Linked DNA regions of Homo sapiens: regions 1 and 2 are each linked to region 3. The links are chromatin contacts, found by Hi-C or POLR2A ChIA-PET in ENCODE. All regions are on one chromosome and are shown on one strand. The core of a region is the stretch at or near the end of the contact, and the rest is flanking DNA. Distances in the headings are between cores, read along the strand shown. Region 1 overlaps ST6GALNAC3 (ST6 N-acetylgalactosaminide alpha-2,6-sialyltransferase 3). Region 2 overlaps ST6GALNAC3 (ST6 N-acetylgalactosaminide alpha-2,6-sialyltransferase 3). Region 3 overlaps ST6GALNAC3 (ST6 N-acetylgalactosaminide alpha-2,6-sialyltransferase 3).

The links. A loop is a pair of places that touch in the nucleus more often than their neighbours do. ChIA-PET counts read pairs that join two places held with the same protein, here RNA polymerase II (POLR2A). Pooled maps may share reads with other maps.
Region 1: a pooled map shows a loop between it and region 3 (9-fold over the local background). The contact joins two enhancer-like sites. A Hi-C loop is called at or near these places in 1 of 168 maps with a recorded cell type or tissue (heart left ventricle), 1 of 37 single-sample maps with no recorded cell type and 2 of 50 pooled maps. POLR2A ChIA-PET finds 5 or more read pairs at or near these places in 1 of 52 experiments (OCI-LY7).
Region 2: a map of CD8-positive, alpha-beta T cell shows a loop between it and region 3 (2.0-fold over the local background). The contact joins two enhancer-like sites. A Hi-C loop is called at or near these places in 4 of 168 maps with a recorded cell type or tissue (CD8-positive, alpha-beta T cell, heart left ventricle and naive thymus-derived CD4-positive, alpha-beta T cell), 1 of 37 single-sample maps with no recorded cell type and 13 of 50 pooled maps. POLR2A ChIA-PET finds 5 or more read pairs at or near these places in 1 of 52 experiments (activated CD4-positive, alpha-beta T cell).

What each region holds. Positions count from the first base shown.
Region 1 is chr1:76,218,302-76,221,628 of GRCh38, reverse strand. All of the region lies in intron 1 of ST6GALNAC3 (ST6 N-acetylgalactosaminide alpha-2,6-sialyltransferase 3), which reads right to left. Among named protein-coding and RNA genes, the nearest start is that of ST6GALNAC3, 150 kb to the right of the region's middle. Within about 2 kb of position 1,993, at least 2 of the 41 ENCODE cell types and tissues checked have a DNase peak (open chromatin) inside an H3K27ac peak, as active enhancers do; they include OCI-LY7, where a contact is called at or near this core.
Region 2 is chr1:76,267,110-76,270,760 of GRCh38, reverse strand. All of the region lies in intron 1 of ST6GALNAC3 (ST6 N-acetylgalactosaminide alpha-2,6-sialyltransferase 3), which reads right to left. Among named protein-coding and RNA genes, the nearest start is that of ST6GALNAC3, 190 kb to the right of the region's middle. Within about 2 kb of position 1,465, at least 3 of the 41 ENCODE cell types and tissues checked have a DNase peak (open chromatin) inside an H3K27ac peak, as active enhancers do; they include CD8-positive, alpha-beta T cell, where a contact is called at or near this core.
Region 3 is chr1:76,152,699-76,156,154 of GRCh38, reverse strand. All of the region lies in intron 1 of ST6GALNAC3 (ST6 N-acetylgalactosaminide alpha-2,6-sialyltransferase 3), which reads right to left. Among named protein-coding and RNA genes, the nearest start is that of ST6GALNAC3, 80 kb to the right of the region's middle. RefSeq lists a silencer at 1,765-1,874. Within about 2 kb of position 1,319, at least 19 of the 41 ENCODE cell types and tissues checked have a DNase peak (open chromatin) inside an H3K27ac peak, as active enhancers do; they include CD8-positive, alpha-beta T cell and OCI-LY7, where a contact is called at or near this core.

The sequences.
Region 1 (3,327 bases), core at 744-3,243, 65 kb before region 3:
CCTGATTGTTGAATCACTGAGGCATGGGACTATGACTATGAATGAAGGACAGAAGATGGTCTGAATGATACATTCTCAGGGAGCACTGGGGAAGGGGAGCTATGAAGCCCAGAAAGAGGCTAGAGCTGGTGAGAGCCACAGTTATTTTCCACGGTATTTTACGGTATGTAATCTCAAATGTCTACCTTGGCACAACCAGATCCATGTCGTGGTGATAGAATACGACAGCTTCATTATAGGTTATTAAATAATTGACCCCAGGGCATGTGGTTGGAACTAGAACCCAGACCCTGTGGACCCTTCCCAAGCCCAGGGCTCTTTGCTCCATAAAACGTAAGTTTATGATGCAATATGACTTTGTAGTATTAAGGTTTCTTAGGAAATTAATCAAATTATGCGACATGATTATGACCTGTGTGCCTCTAATGTTTTTTACATTGAGGGTTCTAGAACCAAAGAATTTCTTTATACTTATCCATCCATTCCACCCATCACTTCTATCTTCCCAGTAGGAGCAGTCTTAGAACCTTTGATTTACAAAGGCTTCCCACCTTATCCAGTAGGATCTCTTCTCCAGGCTGCACCAGGCTGCATTGATTGCTCCAAAGCCAATCTGGCCATGGGGTGAAAATAAACTGCTTAACGGGCTTGTGTCTCAACAGGGCAGGACCACCTATGTGACAACTGTTACCTTTGGAAATATCAGACTATGCACCTGTCAAGACTGGGATGGTTTTCACCAGGCAGTTTTGCAATGTTTTTTGAAAGTGCAAATGTCACAATCAAGTATAATCTGAAGTTCTTGCCCATGTAAATATCTCTGAGAAGAAGAAGAACACAATAACACCATGGCTGGCTGCCCACTCCAGGCATTTACATGAGCTATTCCCTAGTCCAAAGCCCCTAGCCTGCCCCAACAGCTCCACCAGGTTAACACTCACTCTCCTTCAGGACCTGGCTTAAACCCTACTTCATTCAGGAGGAAGTCATTGCGTCCTCCACCAAGTCAGCATTAGATCATCCTGCCATGTGCCCTCAAAACACTGTCCTCTAAATTATAATGGCCTGATTATTTGTTTGTATTGGTTGATAGATTACAAGATCTGTGAAGGCCTGAGTAGCCCCATTTCCTGGCATATAGTATGCCCTCAAATATTAGTTAAATGGAATGATTGTCTCAATTAATCATGCATGCAGGCATGAAATATTTTAAAAATGAACCAAACTGCTAAAGTTATTTTACTTTGTATAAAATGCTTGTTTTAAAAAAGAACTGTAAGCAAAGAGGATTTACTTATATAATACACATATCTTCCTTAATGTGAATTTTTTTCTGTCTCTGATGTCTCCTAAAAAATACAAATTAGGTAGATAATTCTTCAAGAAGTCATCTAGAAGCAGACTGTTACATTGCAGGGAAAAAAATTCAAGAAAGTTTATTCTGTCTTCATACTTCTGGTGAAATTTACCAGCATATTAGGTGAGATCTTGTGAAATTTGAATCAAAGAACCCAAAAAATTTTAAAAAGTTATGACAAAAAAGACAATTAATAGGGAATAAGTATTTCTACTTTTGAGTTTGCCATTACACATTTTCAAGCAAAAGTGGTGCCTACAGATAACAATAATAAGCCTCCTTCTCATTCACCACTGTGTACCCTCTCTATAACAACCACCACGAGTCACAGGAATTGCTCAGGGTTGGGTGCTGCAGCAACTCAGGAAACCAGAGCAAGATCCAGAACCGCTCCCCTCGGGTCTAGAAATGCAACTCTCCAATCCTAACTTATTTAACACAAGAACTATGACTGCGTTAAAGGACACCAAGATTATGTATGAGTCCTTTTCAACCACAGAATTTGATTTAGTTACAGACAGAAAATGGCACACTATCAAATCATGCCACTTCATATGTGATATGACACATCCACCACATCCAGTCCCAAGGGGCCTCATGCCTCTTACTAACACACTTTTAGTGATGTATGGCCAAAACCCTTTCACCATTTAGGGCCCCTGATCGCCAGGAAAATCGCCATGTGATGGTTCTAGGGAGAGCACATTTCTGTGCCCAGGGGAAGCTGGCCTCAAGGACCCCCTCAGACTCCAGCACCTGCTTTGCTGCAGAGACAAGCTAGGATAAAACACCAGGCAGAGGGTTCACATCTAAGAGCCCAGAGGTTTGCATCTGCACCTGCTCTGCCTTTGCCACTGAATCACATGGGACCTCAAAAACATTTCCTGAGTTCTCAATACTTCAGGCTTCATTTGGTTTTCTAGGTTGATGAAAAGAATATAGTTATAAACTTAAGTGAGGGGCTGGGAAATAGCTAAGAGAGAAGAAAGAAAGATTATTCAACCTTGAAGGAGGTAGCAGAAGCAGAGCAGGAACAGCCATATCCTGTGTGAGCATATGTTATATGCAGGGAACCAAACTGCAAATGCGAAATATCCCATATCATTGAATCATCCCAACTAGCTACCATGGCAGGAATCAGTATCTCCATTTTACAGAGGATAAAGAGAATCTCCGTAGGTTCAAAACACAAAGCTAGTTTCAGTTCCTTTACATACTTATTATGTGACCTTGGGCAACATATTACTTAAAATCTCAAGGCAGTTTCCTTAGCCATAAAATGGGGATAATACTACCTACACTATATAATTGTTACAAGGATTAAATTCAAAATACATGCAAATCCCTTAGTGCCTGATATGGTAAATAACTAATAAACATAAATAGCACAAGTAATTATTGTCTATACTACAAATGATGGCAATAAAAGTGCCAGTAACAATAACAAATAGAACAATCTTTTTGTGAAGTGGCAGAGCTGGGATTCAAACATAGATCTGCCAGATTCTAAAGCCTTTGCTCTTAATTCATACATCTGCAATATAACCCTTAGCTAATAAGAATTAAGCTGCAGGAATGGATGTATCCAGGAGGAAAAGAAAGGACGGAAAGAGGGGAGGCATGGAAAGAAAAAGCAGATAAATGTTGATATATAAAAATAAACATGTGAATACATACATTATAGATATAATTTTTCCTTTAGAAAATGGTGAACAGCTTTTCTTTTAAAATTGTATATGCACATGTTGCATTGTTTCTTTAGGTCAGGTATTTTACAGTAGATATAGTTATCCTCACCATACCAGCTTGGGGCTGGAGAATCTATCTGATGGAAGGTACTCAATAAAGATTTGCTGATTGAGCTTTCTTTCCAAGGAGATCTTGATTAGAGCAGAAGGGCAAATACTCTAGCCTCCAAGGTCTTTGACATGGGCAGGAGGCTGCCTCCTCTGGAAAGGCTGCAGGACTGC
Region 2 (3,651 bases), core at 216-2,715, 110 kb before region 3:
GATGGACATTTTCTATCTGTACCTGGTGTTCCTGGTCATTTCCACCCTTCCCTCCCTCTCCCGGCCCTGTCATTAACTGAGGGTGTGGCTCAAATCTGGCCACAGACTTGGATTTCACAGACCACTGTGGATTTCAGTTTCATTATAACTGGGTAGCAACCAAATGAAACTCTTTTAGAAATGAAACAATAAAGAGAGATGACAGGAACTGTTCTAAGGTTGCCAACTTTTTTTTTTTTTTTTTTTTTTTTTTGAGACAGAGTTTCACTCTTGTCACCTAGGCTGGAGTGCAGTGGTGCGATCTCGGCTCACTGCAACCTCCGCCTCCCAGGTTCAAGCAATTCTCCTGCCTCAGCGTCCTGAGTAGCTGGGATTACAGGCACCTGCCACCATGCCTGGCTTATTTTTATACTTTTAGCAGAGTCGGGATTTCACCATGTTGGCCAAGCTGGTCTTGAACTCCTGACCTCAGGGGATCCACCAGCTTTGGCCTCCCAAAGTGCTAGGATTACAGATGTGAGCCACCGTGCCTGGCCAGTTGCCAACTTTTCATTTTGTCAAGTAAATATACCCAATGAGATATTTTGGGACAACCAGAGTAAAAAAGTACATTAATATCAAAATAAGTTCAATAATTTCAACTTTATGAATTCTTTATTTTTTCTCAGCATGTCAGAGAAATTTTCTCAGGAACCACTATTTGGGGGGTATGGATGCAAATGCCCATGAATCCCTTATCCAGAATGATAACAGCTCTGCATGAGGCTCTATTAGGGAGCACAGAGATGATTCTAACTTCATGCTTCACATTAGGGTGAAAAAGAGGACCTCTGCCTCCCTGGGTTCCAGGCACACATGCATTACGGCATCCCCTCTAAGTCACAACGCTGAAGAGCAGTTAGAATCTGGGAGAGAAGACAGGGCTCATTAACAAGGTCTCAGATTTTGGAGGGTGTATTCATAGTGGATGTGACACAGCCCAGGGTCTTCAGATAACTAGACAACCAGTTTTCTTTTTTCCAGTCTTTTCAAAATCCTTCAACAGCGTTTGCTGATCAGCACATGGCATGTGGCCTTATACTAAGAAAGCCACAGTAGGAGAGTCAGTTCCATTATAACTGGATACCTACCAAATGAAACTTTAAAGCAGGTTGTGCAAACCGGTGGTGCACAAACTGAATATGGCACCCAAATATGTTTTCCAGGTTAGGGGAATCACCAAGGATATTCCCATACTTTAGCTGTCTATGTTTAAATATTGTGAAGTTTGCCTAAGACTCTGTATTTCTAACTTCTCTTGAAAAATCTGAAAATTTGGCAACAAAGGGCCCTCATTCCAGCATGGCCACAAGTGACTGCAGCTGTGCAGAGATAAGCCCTGCCCTCTTCCCTTGGCTGAGTCATTATATTACATTACTTGCCTGGCGTCAGGAAACACCCATGTTGGTAACTTCTGGCTTAGCATATGGAAGGTTATTTATACTCCATACAATCCCTAAAAGGATTGAAAGAAACTTAGAAAAGACTGACAACAAGGAGGAAGGGGGAAGAGGGAGAAGAAACAATTAGATAGAGCCGTGAGTAGGGTCATGACCCACAGTATCCACCACACAATTATATACACTTTCCTGGAGATGGGCTGCAAATTTGGTTCCAGGCTTCTTCACAACTGACCGGAGTTTAGAGTTTGAGACCAGAACAAGTCAAATTCCCTCCCTCTAGGGAAATACAGTTTTGCTGTAGTAATAACATTAAATGCCATGCAGCAATAAAACATGAAAAAAAGGGTAAGACAAGGCGGCATAAAGTGCCGAAATGTGTAGTCTTGGGGGTGACAGAGTGATCTGGGAGGTCCCTGGTGGGAGAGGGCCACGGCGAGGAATGAGTAAGATGGAGATATTTGACAAAGTGGCCCTCAGCTGAGCCACGGAAGGTGGGTACATCGTGGTTAGGCAGAGCACTCCATCAGCGGTGTAGAGGAAAATACAATTGTGTCAAAACAACAGGAGAAAAGCCTGTCAAATTCATTCAGCCATCAGGTAATGCCCTCAACTTCCAGCACATCTACTTTGCTTCCTCAAGTATTTTCTTTATTTGGGTTGCTGTCAAACTGTGGGAAATTCTAAGCTAGTTAGAAATGAAATGCCTCTTGGAGTTCAGTGCATAAGTACCTCAGCTCTGAGACTTGGGGATCAAATTTCTTTCTCTCTCTTCAAATCAAGATCACTCGTGCATGGCTTGACCGACTTGTTTTGTGTGGGGGCTGGAGGGAAAGGCTGACTGCCACCAGGCTGTGCTCAGAAAGGAAAGGTCCCACACATTGTGGCAGTCTCAGTCCCCCTGGCTCTGGCACCCCAGTGAAACACACTGCATCTGCTTTCTCTCTCTTAAATCTGCATCAAGCATCATCAAGACAAATTCTGGCAACTACTTACTGGACAATCTCACCTCTATTTCTGCATGTCACTGATGTAGAGTTTTGTGTGGCCTTAGTGAAATTAATGGCAAATCCATTTGGCAAAGCAAAATAAATCCCAAATTAACAAACGGCACCACTACCACTTCTCGGTTTATTAGTGGAGAAAGATATATTTTGTGCATTTTCTTCAGTTCAATATCTTATCTGTATCAAAATGAGGAACAAAGAGCTCATCACATCAATAATGGAATTTCAAGCAGCCATGGGGATAGGACTACAATTTTCTTCCCTACATAAATGGAGATCTGTGAGTCCTATAGGGAACGGACTCTTTCCAGACAAATCAATTAAAAAATTATAAAGCATTTTGGTTGCTCAGTTAGATGGATGTGAGAACATCATATACTTCCTTTTCTCTTCTCTATACTGCAGAAGGTAGAAAGTTGCAGTCTTTTTTCTTGAGATATTGACCACATCCTCATATCAAAGCAGTCACAGTCATTAGAGAGTCTGCCAGTATTTCTGTAAGAAACCCTATCTGGGGAGGATTTACAGAATATCAGCTGCTTTCCATTCACAAAGAGCTGACTTTAAAGCAAGGGTTTCAGTTGCCATGAATTCCCTTCATTTGCCTATTACACATAGAGCAAAGCCATTTTTTATGGTTTTGACCATTTGCAATTTTACGGAGGTGATAATGAAGATAACAGTCTACTTCCTTCAGAAAATATATATTTTTTCAAGTCTAAGAATCATAAAGATCAGATTCTTATTCAACCTCAGTATGAAAATATATTTATCAAAAAAATCTGTATTTCATTTTCAGATAGACTCTGAAGAAAACGTGGTAAAAAAATGCAGTGAGAGTGGTTGCAGATGCTCTGTTCTGGTAAAGAGAAAGAAAGAGCAAAGTAGAGGAGAAAGAAAATAAAGTAAGGAAGGTAGTTCTGCCTCTTTTGACTTTGGACAGTGGCAGGACAGAGCTCGAGTGGGCTGGGAAGGGAGGTGACAGAGGAAGCAACTTAGCAAGACCATAGGTGAAGTAGATTAGTGACAAAGTCCACGAAGCTTAGCAGGGGCTAGACAGAGGAGACAGAGAGTTCCATGAGGCAAGGGGTCATGATCAAGGGGTTGTATATTGAGATTCATAATTGCGGATCAAAAGTTCCGGGACCTGAGTCAAAGAGGTCAGGATGTAGGAAAGAGAGCGCAAATTGGCTGTCAAGCCCTAC
Region 3 (3,456 bases), core at 70-2,569:
CCTTCTTCCTCTCAAAAACCCATAACCCCAGTCTAATTATTAGAAAACCTTAGACAAATTCCAAAAGAGGAACCTTCTACTAAACTCCTGAGCAGTACTCCTCAAAACTGTCAAGGTCATTAAAAACAAGTTTAAAGTCTGAGAAACCACTACCGCCAGCAGGATCTTAAGAAGACATGACAACTAAGGTAAGGCGGTATCCTGGGTAGGCTCCCGGAGCAGAAAAAGGACACTAGGTCAAAATAAAGGAAATCCGAATAAAGTATTGGCTTCAGTTAATAATAATGTATCAATATTCCTTCACTAATTGTAACAAATGTGTTATGCTAATATGATTAAAACAACAACAACAGGAGAAACTATATGTTAAAAATAGGAGGCCGGGCGCGGTGGCTCACACCTGTAATCCCAGCACTTTGGGAGGCCAAGGCAGGTGGATCACGAGGTCAGGAGATCGAGACCATCCTAGCTAACACGGTGAAACCCTGTCTCTACTAAAAATATTAAAAAAAAAAAAAAATTAGCCAGGCGTAGTGGCGGGCGCCTGTCGTCCCAGCTATTCGGGAGGCTGAGGCAGGAGAATGGCATGAACCCGGGAGGCGGAGCTTGCAGTGAGCCGAGATTGCGCCACCGCACTCCAGCCTGGACGACAGAGACTCCGTCTCAAAAAAATAAAATAAAATAAATAAAAAAAGGAGAAAGTGGGGGAACTCTTGCTATATTCATAGTTTTTCTGCAAATCTAAAGCTGTTTGAAACAAAGTTGATTAAAACAACCAAAAATTACCCATGCCTGGCACATAGTAATTCTCTATAATAATTTGGCTGTAGTGACGGTAGCAGTAGTACTCATGGCTCCAGTGTAGGCGCATGGAGGAGACGGGGGTCGGGGGGCAAGATTTGCTGAGTCCTTTATGTTCTTCCTGTGGGAATTTAGGTTCAAAGGTCCAGGAAATAAACTGTCACTGTGCTGGTCACCACCCAACAACCACTTCTAGACCCTGTACCAAGGGCAGCAAAGCCCGTAGCTTTATAGTGACTTTGTAGGGAGGAGGGCACTCCCCGATTCCCACAAATAAAGAGAAGGTCACCCTCACATACACACATCCTCCAAGGCAAAAAAAATAAAAAATAAAAAGATTGGTGGAAATGCAAATGCAAAGAAAATGCAAAGATTTCAATCAAGAGGTGTTTTGTAATCAGAAGGAACTTCTAATCAAGGGCCAAGAAACTGACCCCACCCAGTGGCTGCCAGATGACCTAAAAACCCGGAAGTCAGAATGGTGGTTTTCGTTAAATGGTAGCGCTCCCTGGTGTATTGAGCTGGTGAAATATGGCTTGTATTTCCCTTGCCTGCATGCAGTCTTAAATCCTCCCTCAATAGAAAATCTCCTGTCAGGCTGATCCACACTAACCACGGGCACTCCTGCTCTCCCCAAAATAAGCAAGATCAGCCCAGGAAGTCAAGTCCTCATCTCCTGTCAGATGTCAACACAAGCATGCTACGGCCACATTGCAACCAGGTTAGGGACAAAGAAGAGCAGCCTGGATGTACAGCATTACCAAGGCGGATGCTTCTGTGAGCGTCAAAAACCCTGGGTTACAATCACGTTTCACTAACGAAACACAAACAAGCAGTGGCTGTGCTTCATTTGCAACAGGCGTTTCCAGACACTAATATTGCCCACACTTGCTTGAGTTGGAGAATGTCTTTACATTCATAACAAACCTTGAAAGTAGAAGCTGAGACACAAAGTAGCAGCTTAAATGCAGTGCTCTTCGGGGACTTCACTAAGAAACAACCTGAGTGTTCCCCAGTACGATTGCTTTAAGAGTGACGAGAGCGCCCTCTCGTGGGGGAGAAAGGGCCCTGCATGCAGGGTGCAAACCTGTGAGGGCCAATGCACCACCGGCTACGGGGTCAGCCTGGGTTGGATTCATGTGGTTGGTGCCTGCTCTGTTTTCTCCTCCTCATGATCTTGGTGGTGTTCCAAGAGAATTGTCCACCCACATAAGCAAGAGAAAATTCCAGGGGTGAAATGACTGGACTATTTTTAAGCCGACTGGGCCAGGTTGGGTTTCATGTCTCTCCTGATCAGTGTTTGCCTGAGTTTGCAGCTCATTCTCATCACGGAAAAAGCCCTCCCGACTACAGACGGCGGGACAGGCAACTCATCACTGTGACGGAACCCAAGCCAACTCTTTAAGCCAGTGGGCAAGGTCTTAGATAAGACACCAAAATGGAGAAAGTTGCCCATTGCTGAGGGGCGCCCGTTTGGACAAACAGCAAAATGGGGCCAGCCAAGAGCATCATTTCAGACAGAGAAAAACGAGAAGGGAAGGGGCTCAGAGGCATTGGCCTGAAACAGAATATGACTAACTGTTCCCTGTCTAGGTCAACTCCTTAGGACATAAAAATAAGCCACTCAAACAAAGCCATGGTTAGTGTTTTAAACAAAATATAGATATGTTTAAAACTTAGCAACACAGGACAAGTTATACCAACAGCAAAACACAGAAAAATCTGAGGTGAGGGAGTAAGGAGTAAGTCCCTTTGCCTGAATTCATGCCATGTTTTATTAAAGTGAACAAGGAATAGCCATGCTTGAAATCCCCTCCCCAAACGGCTTTGTTAGCTGGACACAGCCACTCCATCTCAGGTGTAATTTCGCACGCACAGGCAGGTGAGGTCCTGAGTTGGGGACAGCTCTCTGGCGGTGAGACATCTCCCCAGAGGCTCACAGGTACACTCTAGCCGCCTATGGGTCTATAGGAGCCCTGGGGAAGAAAAGATGGAGTTTCTGGTTTAGATTAGGTTATTCTGGCAACAAAAAGGAAAGGGCAGGGGAGGAGAACATTATCAGTGTCCTTCAAGAACGGGCAACTTCAGAGGGTATGCAAATAGGCAATAGCTATAGGGGAAAAAAAATTCACAATGGCATCCAAAAAATGTAACTTAAATTAAGGATGTTACGTCATTTTCCACCTATCAGAAGGGCAAAATGAAAAAGCATGACATATCCATTACTGAATATCTGAGGAAAGAGACACCAGACACCACTATTAAAAGGAGCAAAAATGGTCTTCCCACTTCTGGAGACCAGTTGTATCCAATATCTTCAAAACGTGCATATCTTAAGGTCCGGTAATTCCCTTCTGGGAACTCTAAAATAAGACTTGCACAACATTTTCCAATAGGAATATCCCTAAAGGTTTATGAATGACCACATTATAGAGCTTATATTTTGGGCTTCAGGAAATAAGAAAATAAGGACAGAATTCAACCACCAAAAGGCATCTAAGAATTAAGGAAAATGTTGGTGGAACCTCTAAACCTTTTCTCCATGTTCCCAGTGGATATGGTCTATGGCTGATCCCATGATGGGAAATCTCTGCCCAACGGTCAAAATGGTGTTTTCAGCTAGTCTCACAAGTTCAGAGTCATACACCAGCACTT